Linked DNA regions of Homo sapiens: regions 1 and 2 are each linked to region 3. A link is an interaction called in ENCODE POLR2A ChIA-PET data of the cell type or tissue named here. Cell type or tissue: HepG2. All regions are shown on one strand.

Region 1 (4,000 bases), 57 kb before region 3:
GCTCTAAAATTCTTGTTTGGCAGCTAGTTAGCTAGTCAGACTAGATTCCTCTATCATTGTCCCACGTAACCCCTTAAGGGATCAGGCAGAGCAACTGCTGCCTGCAGAGGGCCGTGAGTCCTGCCAAGGTGGCCTCTGGAGCCCTGATGCATCACCTGTAGGCAGCATCCAAGTGCCCAGACCTCTGGGGCCTGCTCCGGGCTTCCTGGAGGCAGATGGGCATCATCGTAGCAGGTGTCTTTCTCCTTGGTGTATGAGCTTTCCACGGAGTTGTTATGTCTAAATCAGATTCCAACATTCAAGAGCCTGTCTTTGGGAAGGCAATGGAAGGTCTTAAGCAGAGGAATAATAACCAAATATACCTGACCCAGGTTGTCTGGTCCATCCTCAAGTGGGAAACCAAAATGGAGGCAGGGAGATCTGGGGTGGGGGGCGAGGGGGCTGTCTCAATGTCCTGGCAATACCCTGCTTCAATATCCTCTGTCGAGGGCAAGGATCTTCTTACGGTAGGCTGTGGGCCCAATCTGGCCGGCTGCTGGGTTTTGTCTGGCCCATTAAGTAGGAATGGTGAACACTCTCGATTGATTTGATGAGAGAATACTACCTCTGAGCCCCAATGAAGTGAGATTTTATCCCCTCTAAAAAAAGAATTCATTTTTTTCTCATTAGTTGAACTGTATTTTTTTAATATCCTTGATTTTTAATAATATTGTCATATTTTAATTTTCATTAATAAAAAAGTATGGAAATGTGCTTTCACTCTTTTTATGGAAGTAACTGCTGCAGGGCATCGTGGCTCATGCGTGTAATCCCAGCACTCTGGGAGGCCGAGGCAGGTGGATCACCTAATATCAGGAGTTCAAGACCAGCCTGGCCAACATGGTGAAACCCTGTCTCTACTAAAAATACAAAAATTAGCTGGGTGTGATGGTAGGCACCTGTAATCTCAGCTACTCGGGAGGCTGAGGCAGGAGAATCACTTGAACCCGGGCAGGGAAGATTGCAGTGAGCTGAGATTGCACCGTTGCACTCCAGCCTAGGTGACAGAGTGAGGATCTGTCTCAAAAAAAAAAAATAATAATAAGTAACTGCATAGTAGGTTTGATTTTGCCTCTTGCCCTACAACACCTGAAGTATGCACTATCTGGCTCTTCACCAAAAAGGGCTACTGAGCTCTCCCTGGTCTAGGTGTTGGTGGAGAAAATGGATGGGTTCGGATGTATTTTGGAGTGAGAGCCAGTAGGACTTTAATTTTAATGCTGGCAGAACATAGACTATGCTGCAGGGTGGGACAGAGTCACTTGATCCCTAAGACAAGTCTAAGACTATGAGGGGCCATGGTCCACCACCGTCATAGCAGGTGTCTTTCTTCTTGGTGTATGAGCTTTCCAAGGAAGTGTTATGTCTAAATCAGATTCCAACATTCAAGGGCCCAACTGTATATGCGAAGGCAATGGAAGGTCTTATGCAGAGGAATAACAACAAAATATACCTGACCCAGGTTGTCCGGTGCCAGGTGGAGGATGGACCACCTGGGAACCAGAATGGTGGTGATGAGGCCCCCAACATGGCCTAGAGCAGCCCTCCCCATGGTCCCCTCTGGGTTGAGTCTCGGGCTCCTCCCATGCCCCAGCTGAGCCCATAGGTCTCCTGTGTACCAGCAGCCTGTTGACCAGAATAAGCAGTGCCTGGCACAGGCCCTGGAGGCTTCATGTTATAGCCCATAAACAACGCCGTATTTATTGACGGATGACTATCATTGTCAAGTTTCCAGCCACCACCCCACCTTCCATAGGACCAGCAGGCTGGCTCCTGGCTGGCACCAAGAGTGAGCGGCTTGGGCATTTAATCAGGTTCAGGTAACAGGTAAGGACTGGTTCCCCAGCTAGGGAAAAACACAGTGAATATTTTGGATTGAGCCATGTGTGCCGCATCTTGCTGGAGCTTGCAGGCCCCTTGGAGGCTCTCAGACGGCTCTTAATTAATTGCTGGAGCCAAGTGGGGCAATCTTGTGAGCGCTGTTGCTTTTGCTCATCTGATCCAGCCATGCTCAGGGGAGGGTGAGGAGCTGGCCTTGGATTTAGGGGATGAATGGGGTGGGCTGGGATATGGGAGGAGCTCAGTGGCCTGGCCAAGATGGTTGGGACAAAGCTTGGAATAGCCAACCTGTTTGTCAAGCAAATGGACAGGCCCTTTCTTCCAGGCAGAGAAAGACCTTGCTTCAGCTCCCTGGCTTGGGGAGGAGAGACCCAGATTCGAATCCTAGCTCTACTACTAACTAACTCTGGGACCATGGGGCAATTAGCTGCTTTAAGCTTCACTGTCTCATCTGTAAAATGCATGCAGTGATACTACCTCGAAGGATTGTGGTGGGAATCAAATGAGATGAGGGTAATGCCATGCACCATAGTCCCTGCAAGGCCACTGGGTCCCTGTAAGGCCACTGATCAGTGGGGCATGCCAACACTAGAGGCAGTGCTAACCCTAGGAGGCGGGGACAGCAGAAGAGATCTCAGGTGGGCCCATGTCCCTAAGGGGAGAACGAGCCCTGGGCACCAGGGACATCATGCAGTGAAGATGCTGGAGGTGGGAATGGGGTTTCAAGTGCCAGGGACCATCTCCTTAACTCCTCTGCACTCATGCATGCAGCTCCTGCAAGGCTTGGCAGAGCTCGGGCTGAAGAGGAAAGGCTCCTGCCTACCCAGCCATAGGTCCCCAGTGGATGCAAAGGGAACTTTTCCTTGGTCCTGGTCCTCAGTGGAACCCGTTTTGTTTCGATTGTCCCTGACCTGGCCTGTGCTCTCGCTGCACCATCCTGTGGAACACAGACACCTGGAGAGTCAGAGCTGGCTGGATCTTTGGAAGGGCACAGTCACAGCTGCACCCGCCACTCCTTCCCATCCCAGGCTCGATACTTCAGTAATCCTTGCTGCCTGAGCTTCCCTTATGGGTCCCAGGTCACACCTTCTTTCCTCCTATTCTGTTTGCTGAGATACCTTCTCTTCAAATCCTTCTCCTATAGAGAGGTTTCCATGAGCCGTGGGATGGGATGGGTGTGGCCCTCTTCTGGGATCCAGAGCTCCATGGAGAGCCCTCTGACTTGGTTCCTGACTCCTTCTGCAGACCTTGTCTCCATCTTGCTTCCCTCCTCCATCAGTCCTCTAGGCCTTGAGGACAGGCACTGAGTCTTACTGCAGTGTTGAGGCTCCAAGATGGCAGTGATCTCCCAATAAATATTTGCTAACCTCAGCTGATTTCTTTACTTTATGATGTAAGAATTGAAGCTACAAGAGGGTCTGTGACCTGCCTAAAGTCATATGCAAATTAACCAGATCTTGGCTCCAGTAGTCTACTTTGACTCGAGTGCTGTTTCCCTTAAATCATGCAGCTTGTCAGGTCAGGTCAAGCATAGCCTGGATCTCACCACATTCTTACGGGATTGAAGGATGTAATATTAATGACTCAGTAGGCTTGGAATCAGCCAATCAGCAAGTGCTCCTTGAACCCCTTGATATGGAAGGTACAGGTAGAGAAGGTAGTAATTTTTCACAAGTCTCAAACTCAGCTATGTAGAAATATAGATTTGGTTTTCTTCCCTTATTTTTAATAGATTATACAATCATATTACATAAAAGCAAAACCAATACAAAAAAGCTACAACTTTTTACGTCTTATTTATATTTTCTTAGATTTTATGAATCTTTGAAAAATATAACCAAAGTGAATATATGTTCTTAATTTTCCCTTTTTGCATAAAGCCTATTGCATACACCATTTTGCACCTTGATTTCTTTGTTTCCTTTCCATACTTTTACGTAGAGAGCTTCTTTACTGTTTTATAGCTGTAGAATATTCCATTATTGATTTAACCTGCCTCCTATTGGGGGACAATTGGTTGTTTTCAATCTTTCCTTATTATAAACAAAACTGCAGTGAATAACCACAGCCGATAGGAAGGCTGATAGGAAAAATTTCCAGAAAAGCAATCACTAAGGTAGAG
Region 2 (4,000 bases), 1.1 Mb after region 3:
AAAACTATTCTGTGATAAGAAAAGGATTGGCCGGGCGCAGTGGTTCACACTTGTAATCCCAGCACTTTGGGAGGCCAAGATGGATGGATCACTTGAGGTCAAGAGCTCGAGACTAGCCTGGCCAACACTATGAAACCCCGTCTCTGCTAAAAACACAAAAACTGCCAGGTGAGGTGGCAGGTGCCTGTAATCCCAGCTACTCGGGAAGCTGAGGCCTTGAAACCAGGAGGTAGAAGTTGCAGTGAGCCGAGATTATGCCACTGCACTCCAGCCTGGGCAAAAGAACGAGACCCTGTCTCAAAAAAAAAAAAAATGATTAGGAATTAAGATTAAAGGTCACAATGACACTATGTGTGTGTCCTCAGGGAAGACATTTCAGCAGAGAGATAAAAGCTTCCGGGTGCTTTCATCTGTGAGTTTCCAACAAACCTGTGAGCCTCCGGCAGTTGTAGAAATTCTCAGACGAGATATGAACTCATTTCCAGACCCACGGACATTGAAATAGGGAAGAAGGACCTGATGTGAAAGGACAGAGGTAAGGGCCAGTTTGTAGCACTAGAGCCAATAACTGGGAACCTCATAACTCCAACTGAGTCATCCTGGCTCATGCTTCTGAAGTTAATTTAACTTAAAGAAATATGTTTTTCTTTATGGATGAAGTGCATGGGTCTGTGCTGGGTGTCCTGCCCAGCTTCCCTTCATTTTCTGTGCCAAAATCAGCCAAAATGCTGTGTCTGTCCATCACTTTTGGCCAATCAAGCAGAAATGCAGGGGCTAGAAGCTCTAGCACATTCCTGTCCCATTTCCTCTCTGTCCCCCATGATAACAACATCAGCAGGAGATTGTCCAAAACTGGCAGTGGTTTCTGGAGGGAAGGAAATGGCTTCCTAGTGGGAAGGATCAGGGCAAAGGCTATGCATGCTTTTGCTTTTCATGTCAGACCCAATGCCTCTGTGCCACTGCCCGATAGAAAAGAAAGATTGTGGAGGACGTAAGTGCTAGAATCATCACATGAACATCTTCAGGGACAATGTTCTAGAGGCTCACCTCTATGGTCCTTCAGATGGGAAATAGCAATATCATTTCAGGAAATATCAATGAATTTAATAACTAAACATTTCCTGTAAAGAGATAAAGGAAAGAATGACACATTCAGCTGGCAAAAACTTTGGTGTCTAATATATGCCAACTCTTCCTTCTCTAAAGGCTTCAAAAGTCAAGGCCCATGTGAATACAGAAACATCACTGATTGAGATGAGCATGGTTATTCAATATACTTCTGCCATAATGACACTTCCAAATGCTATCTAAGAGTTTTTCTGCAAGGAGTTTGGAATCGCTCATGTAAACCCATTGATATTTTTGTTACATTGCAAGGTTTTTCCCCTAAAGTAAGGATCAGACAACAGCCTTCAATGATAATTTTTTAAAAAGCTTCCTGCTTTTTTTTTAATGGAAGTTTTCTTTTTCAAAGGTGAAGGATGTTGTTTCTCATGATAGCTTTGTTGCCACCAACAGAAACTCAAAGTAGAGATCTAGAGGTGAATCAGGTAGGATTACCTACATTGCTGTTCTTGGAACGCAGCTCCACTTATGGGAGAATTGTCAACTATTTTAATATTCTATTTTCCAGGAAAACATAGTCCCATGTTCAACAGAAGCCCAGAAAATTCCAAAGCAGACAATCAACAAAGCAGACTCTGTCACCAGGCAAGATACAACTACATCTGGGTCAACAACATGAAGAAATACGTTATCACTGTGTAAATACGAACAGTTCCAGGAAACAGATCTTTGCATTCCTGCCTTTTGTTTCACTGAAACCAGGACATGGAGCTCATGCTTCCAGACAAATGTCAAGTCTACTTTGACCCTGGCTTTCCCCAAGTACATGAACCCTCCAGGGAGGCAGAGAGTTGCCTGGCTGAAACCAAAGAATCTTCTGGCCACCCCCAAACCTGCCCCTGGCAATGGCCTATACAAAGTAAGTCTGAGAAATGTAATACATCTTAGGAATGCACCTGGAATATAGCAATATTATATCCACCCAGGGAAAAGTCTTCCTGGGGATTAGAGTGGGCTCTGAAATTTGAGGCTTCTCAAGCTTTCATAATTGTTATCCCAATTAATGTAACTGCAGACACCATTCTTATATTCCCAGGTACAATAATGTCCCGTTCCTTTGAAGCTCATCAAGCCATTTGCTTCAACACTTGAGGAGGCAAGCCCCAAGGTTAACAGCCCTCCACGTGAGCCTCTCATCTGCCTGCTGTACAAATGTGTTTTCTTTGCATTTCAGTCATGCCCTGACCTTGGAGAGGACGATGTAAAGGGGAATGCCTAATTAACTTTCCATTTATAAACCAATTATTTTACTATTGGCACCTTCATTCTGCAATCACTGACATAAAATCTTTTACAAAACAAAATGTAATAAATGAGAAATCGATTGGATTTTTTTTAAGTTTGCTTTGAAGTCAGCCATTAATAAGAAATGTCCTTTAATAAGAGAGATCTGTCTATAGAAGTTCCTCGACGTCAGAGCCCAGCTGTGCGGCTGCTGGAGGAGACGAAGCCGCATTCAATCAAGGCTTTGGAACTCTTCCTTGTTCATCTTTAACTGCAAGGACAGAGGCGTACTATTTTTCTTTTTTTTTTTTTTTTTTTTTGGTAGAGAGGGGGGTCTCCGTAGGTTGCTCAGGCTGGTCTCAATCTCCTGGACTCAAGCAATTCTCCTGTCTTGGCCTCCCAAAGTGCTGAGATTACAGGTGTGAGCCACCACACCCAGCCAGTACCAGAAGGACTGCTTTTCTCCTTAAAAAAGAGGGAAAGAATGTTTTCACATAGATCTTCATGTGCTAAAATCACACCAAAAACTCATGCAAGGTCAATGAAGAACAAAGTTCTCTGCTCCCACCACAGAATCTTTGCATTGACTGTCACTGTCCCGGACACTCTTTCCCAGAGGTCAGCATGGTTCTCTCCTTTATCTTCTTCAGTTCATCATCAAGTGTCACCTTTTGGTGAGACCTTCCCTCACCACCCTACTGACAACTATAAACCAGCAGCCCCGACATCTGCATCCCTTCTCCACCCTGCTTTCCTCCATAGCACTCCCATGCTTGACATTCTTTACATTGGGTCTACTCCTCCCTTTTGATTATTCCACGCCTCCCCACCATGAGAATGTAAGCTCCATGAGGACAGGAAGATCCCAGCAACACCTAGAACAGAAGCCAACATAGAGCCAGCACTCAATAAATATAATGAGACGTATACATCAAGTATTTACAATGGAAAGTCAAAATACCGCTGCCCATCATGAGCAAGTCATTCCCCTTCTCTCCACAAAGATAGACAGTGTGGTGAAGCCACTGCCCAGGTGAGTCGAGAACAAAGAAGAGAGAGAAAAACTGCTCCTGTTCTCCAACATCAGATACAAAGCACCGTGCCTTCCATGTCACCTGGGAGCCCAGACTCAGGCAGCTACCATGATCCCTGCCCACACCTCCACCTGAAACTCCAGAGGGAAGAGGGGTAATGTTCCCTCTGGCTTCTAGCTTGCTCGTGGCTTGCTGGTGAGTTGTATCCAGGGCCAGCTCCATGGGAACTGCTGTAGTCACACCCAGGGTCCCATACTCAGAAGAGTCCCAAGCTTGGTTTCATGCTCTGCTGTGGCCGTCTGGAAATTCTTTCCAATTTTACCTTTGAACTTGGGACAGTGGAGCATGCATATGAGCAGAAGAGATTCATAAAACCAAAAGAAAAACTTTATATTTTAGTACCTTTAGCAGCATTTTTTTCTCTGCTTTTTCAACAAGCAGATCCACATTTTCTTTTTGTACTGAGCCCTAAAAATTACGTAGTTGGTCCTGGATGCATTCATGTTCTTTGTGGAGGGAAAACTTTCTAAGGTGGAGAAAATCCACTCTGTCTAATGGTTCTGTTCTCCCAACTTGATAGAGGTGTGGCCATCTCTTTCTGGCTAACAACAGCAACA
Region 3 (4,000 bases):
AAAGCCAAGAAGCATGGAGACTTCCTAGGCTCCTCCTCATCACAAACAAGAAGGGAAATGGCCCAAGAAAGGGCAGGTGGTGCCAGCCAGGCTCTCCCCCCAGGTTCCCAGCTGGGATCTGGGAAAGGAGAAGGAAAGAATGGAGAAAGGAAACAGCCAAAGGGCCCCAGCAGAGAGTTGGTGCTATGTAAGGAAAGAAATTGTTTAGGGCAGGATATTCTGAAATTAACTTAAAACCTAAAACAAACAGTTTTGACTTGCTGTCCCAGGAGCAAGGAAAAATCCTTCCTCAACGACTCATGCACCCCTTTCTCTGCAGCTCTGGGCTAGGTTCGTGGGGGTCCTGGGAAGGAGAGAGCGTTCCTGCCCACCTGGAAGTCTCCTTCCAACTTGTTGATCTCAGAACCCTGATGTGCTCTGGGGAGAAGAGTGTGTAGCGGGTGGGGGCACGCTCAGGGTTGCCTGCCTGGATGGCATCTCGGTGGTGGTGGTTGAGTTTTTACTGTCTTACAGCACAGATGGTGGAAAATCATAGCCATGACAGTTGGTGAAGCGTCACTCAAACATGCAGCCTATCTGGTAACAGCAGAAGGCAATGTGTGGGGAAATGCCAAAGTGACAGAGACCAACAGATCAGTCAGGAGTCGGGAAGGGAGTCAGTCTGGGCCTCAGTGAGGACAAAGATGTTCTGGAGGAGATGGGGCAGGTGAGGTGCCCTGAAGAATGGCAGGATTCGGGGATGTGGTGGGGAGGAGAGGAAGGAACTTTCTGGGTAGGCATCCAGCATGGACCAAAGCTTGTGGGCAGGACTGGTCATGGGTGTTCAGAGATCAAGCAGGAAGATCTGCAGCATTCACCCACCTCAGTGTCCAGCCTCCCTCCTGTTCGTTGGCTTGACTTTTTGGTCATTTCAGAGCAAGAATGAGCTTCGGAAGAATGGAGCACCTTGTGGCCCAGAACAAGGCAGGGAGGCATGGCTAGAGAAGGAGACAGGAAACTGGTGGTTCCATGGTCTCCATAGGTATCAGGCCTCCCTGGCATCAGCTGACCTGAAATAGCAACACCTGCTTCTTCGGCCACTTTCCTCCAAAGGTGACATATTCAGACAGGTTCTACCAGGAGTGCAGGGCTAAGGGAACCTATGCAGTGCAGTCCCTGGACTCTCTGAAGGCCAAAGTATCAACAGTGAGCACATTGGGTCTTCACACGTCACTCAAGGTCACATAGAGGGGATTCAAACTCAGGCTGGAGTGTAGCCAGAAGTCCAGGTTGCCTATGCTCATTGCTATTCACCGTCTGTCACTCTGCTGCCTCTGAAAAGTTGTCCTTTTGTTTCTCTGGGATTGTCAACTGATGTACATACAGAGATACAAGGGTGGCTGAGCTACAAATGATTTATACTACAAGAAACAGACTGGCGCAACCTCATCTCTGGTAAGTCCTCAGTCTCAAATGAAATAAACAGCATATGGATTTTCCCTGTTGTGTCGCTGAGGCCAAATTAGGAGTCAGCAATGGGGCTTAGTGCTTAAATAAGTTGTGTATGGATGAGAAGGATAGGGCTGCCCATTCCTTGTTTGAGTGACTGCTGGCACCTAAATGCCTCCCGGCTCAGGTAAGAGCCTACCTGATCACAAACAGAGCTGGGAGATTTGTCGAGTTACTCAAGCCCCCAAGACATGGCCACTACATGTGTGAGATTTTCTTAGCTCTTCTACACAGGCTCCTTACTGTTGGCTCTCGCAGTAAAGAGTGGTTTTTGATAACTCTGGGAAGCTCTTTTCCTGACTCCTACACTATGGGCCTCCACGTCGTGTGGTCCTGCAATAGAAAGTCATTTCAGGGTGGCTTTGACTAAGTAATGATCCTTCAGAGCGATCATCACCCTTGAGGGGTGCCAGCCTGTACCCAGAAGGACTCCTGCCCGGGGCCGCCTCATGTCAGGGCCTCTTGAGAACTGGATTTGCAAAGTGTCTGCAGACGTAAGTCCTGGTGGCCTGCTCTGTCTGCTCTGATCACAGGGGACAGGAAGGCTGAACCAGGACAGAACAGTTTGCGGTTTCATCAATGAATAATATGGAGCTGGGGACAAAGTCCCCTCTACTTTCTGCGGCTGTCACTGAAATGTCAGCAGTGGAGGGAAAACCAGAAGAGAAAACCTCTCACTGACAGGCGCCCTCAGTGTGCAAAGAGCTCAAGTTTCAGTGCTGGGGTGGGGTGGGGGCTGCGCCCCTGCCTATTCACCCCACTCCTCCCCTGGGCTGCTCCACTCCCATGATGACTGGGAATTTATCCTACAACAGGCCACGAGCTCCTTGTTCTGCAGTAGGAAATTATCCTTCATAAGAGGGCAACTGTTAGTATTGTTTGTTTGTTTTTTAATTTCCAAAAGTAAGGAGAAGTTTATTAAATAAGAGCGGGGGAAGGGAGGAGGGAGAAGGAGAGGGAAAGGGCCCGAGAGGCAGCTGACCCCAGCATTTCCCGTCTCCCCTTGGCTTCTCCCATCCCCCTTGTCCCAGACCCCCCTCCTTCTGGTTCTGAATGTGAAAAATAAGCAGCCTGCACCTCCTCGACTGGAGATGTGTCTAACAAGGCCCTCATTGTCTCAGACAGGTGTGAGATTGGACTTGATTCGGGGCCAACACCTCCAGTACCGGAGCCAGCTCTGTGAGCCGAAAACATGCACCAGCCCTCCAGTAATACCACTGCAGCCAGCCAGAGACTCAACAATTTAAGGCTTAACACACACAACATAAATCAGAGGAGGATGGACCAGCCGACCGGCAGCTTCTTGGGCAGATGCCTGCAGACTGTCTGCAGATCATACCCTGCCTGTTTGGGTTATTTGAGACTCTTTTTCTGTAATATAAAGATGAGAAACTGGGTGGAGCAGCGTGCAGAGGCACACGGGTGTTTGTCCTGTCTTGTTCCAACAGCCCCTCTTTCGCCTAAGTGCTGTTTTGAAGGGACTGCTCAGGACGGTTCACATTGCTACATCCAAATCCTAGGAATGTGTCCAAGCTGGGGAGGAGGGGAAAGGAAAGCTGAGCGCTCTGATATGGGTGGTATCTGTGTGACCCTGGGCAAGTCTCTTAACCTCTCTGGGCTCATCCATCTAACAAGGGGTCTAGTTTTCTGCGATTCACTCATCTCTAATGCTCAGAAGTTCAAAGTCACTGTAAGAAGTGCCCAAGTCAGAGGAGGTCATTACACTTGGGAGGAAACTCACAGCACCATTGAATGCTGTTTCTGAGTGGATCCATGTCTTTGAGCAAGAAAAGTCTCTCCTCCTCATACCTGTTCTTTAGAAACTTGTGGTTCTCAGACTGCTGAGGCAAGCCCAGAGCTCGAGCCCCCGGGAGTGTGGTCATGACATGGCAAGAGCCACACGCTATGGGAGGGGAAGATGGAGATGACAGGTCTGCACTGCTAGTTACTGCCATGCTCCAGTCCCTCTTCCTAATCAATTCTTAGATAAGTTTCATTGAGGAGGGAGGATTACCAAGTCACCAAGTCTTAGTGAAGGGAGGGGGCCCAGAAGCCACCCGTCAATGCGGGAGCCCCCACTCTGGTGCCTCTGAAAGAAGGGCATTTGGTCTCTGCAAATTCCTGTGACATTCCAGGGTAGCTTTTGGCCCTGCCATTCGTCACCCTGACCCTGAATTCATGGACAAGGACGTGGCCGTCACAGGGATGCCTTCATCTGGTCCCAGCTCTCTCCCTCTCATAGCCGTGTACTCTGTTGGGAGCAATTGGCATGAAGTTTGGCAGTGGCATCCTGAACCGGGATGACAGGACCATCAGTCAGCACCAGCCTCCCGCCCCTCCTGGCCTCGGCCTGCCAAAGCCTCGTATTCCCACAGCTGTGGCTCCAGCCTCTGCCCTGTCACACTCGCACACCTGTTTGCCATCCTGCTTCTGGCCCGCCAGCCCAAGCCACAGCCCCCAAGCAGGCTTAAAGGGCCGGGCTTGTGGGAGGAATCGGCACAGGATGGTATTT

What was found. ChIA-PET counts read pairs that join two places held together with the same protein. Peaks named below come from ENCODE experiments on the same cell type or tissue, not always from the same donor. Only the 100,000 strongest peaks of a DNase experiment are listed, where the experiment ranks them.
Region 1: POLR2A ChIA-PET joins it to region 3 with 5 read pairs; 5 of 35 experiments call an interaction of 5 or more read pairs at or near these places.
Region 2: POLR2A ChIA-PET joins it to region 3 with 5 read pairs; 2 of 35 experiments call an interaction of 5 or more read pairs at or near these places.

What each region holds. Positions count from the first base shown.
Region 1 is chr21:34,758,712-34,762,711 of GRCh38, forward strand. All of the region lies in intron 1 of LINC01426 (long intergenic non-protein coding RNA 1426), which reads left to right. Among named protein-coding and RNA genes, the nearest start is that of LINC01426, 15 kb to the left of the region's middle. In HepG2, no CTCF peak of the experiment used is centred here; no DNase peak of the experiment used is centred here.
Region 2 is chr21:35,952,012-35,956,011 of GRCh38, forward strand. LOC101928269 (a long non-coding RNA gene) reads right to left here. Exons shown (of 6, transcript NR_110418.1): 6 at 2,649-2,814. Among named protein-coding and RNA genes, the nearest start is that of LINC01436, 51 kb to the right of the region's middle. RefSeq lists an enhancer at 659-1,858. In HepG2, no CTCF peak of the experiment used is centred here; a DNase peak (open chromatin) is centred at 1,770; H3K4me3 peaks cover 270 bases.
Region 3 is chr21:34,815,948-34,819,947 of GRCh38, forward strand. All of the region lies in intron 7 of RUNX1 (RUNX family transcription factor 1), which reads right to left. Among named protein-coding and RNA genes, the nearest start is that of RUNX1-AS1, 18 kb to the right of the region's middle. In HepG2, no CTCF peak of the experiment used is centred here; DNase peaks (open chromatin) are centred at 1,230, 2,094 and 2,614; H3K4me3 peaks cover 804 bases.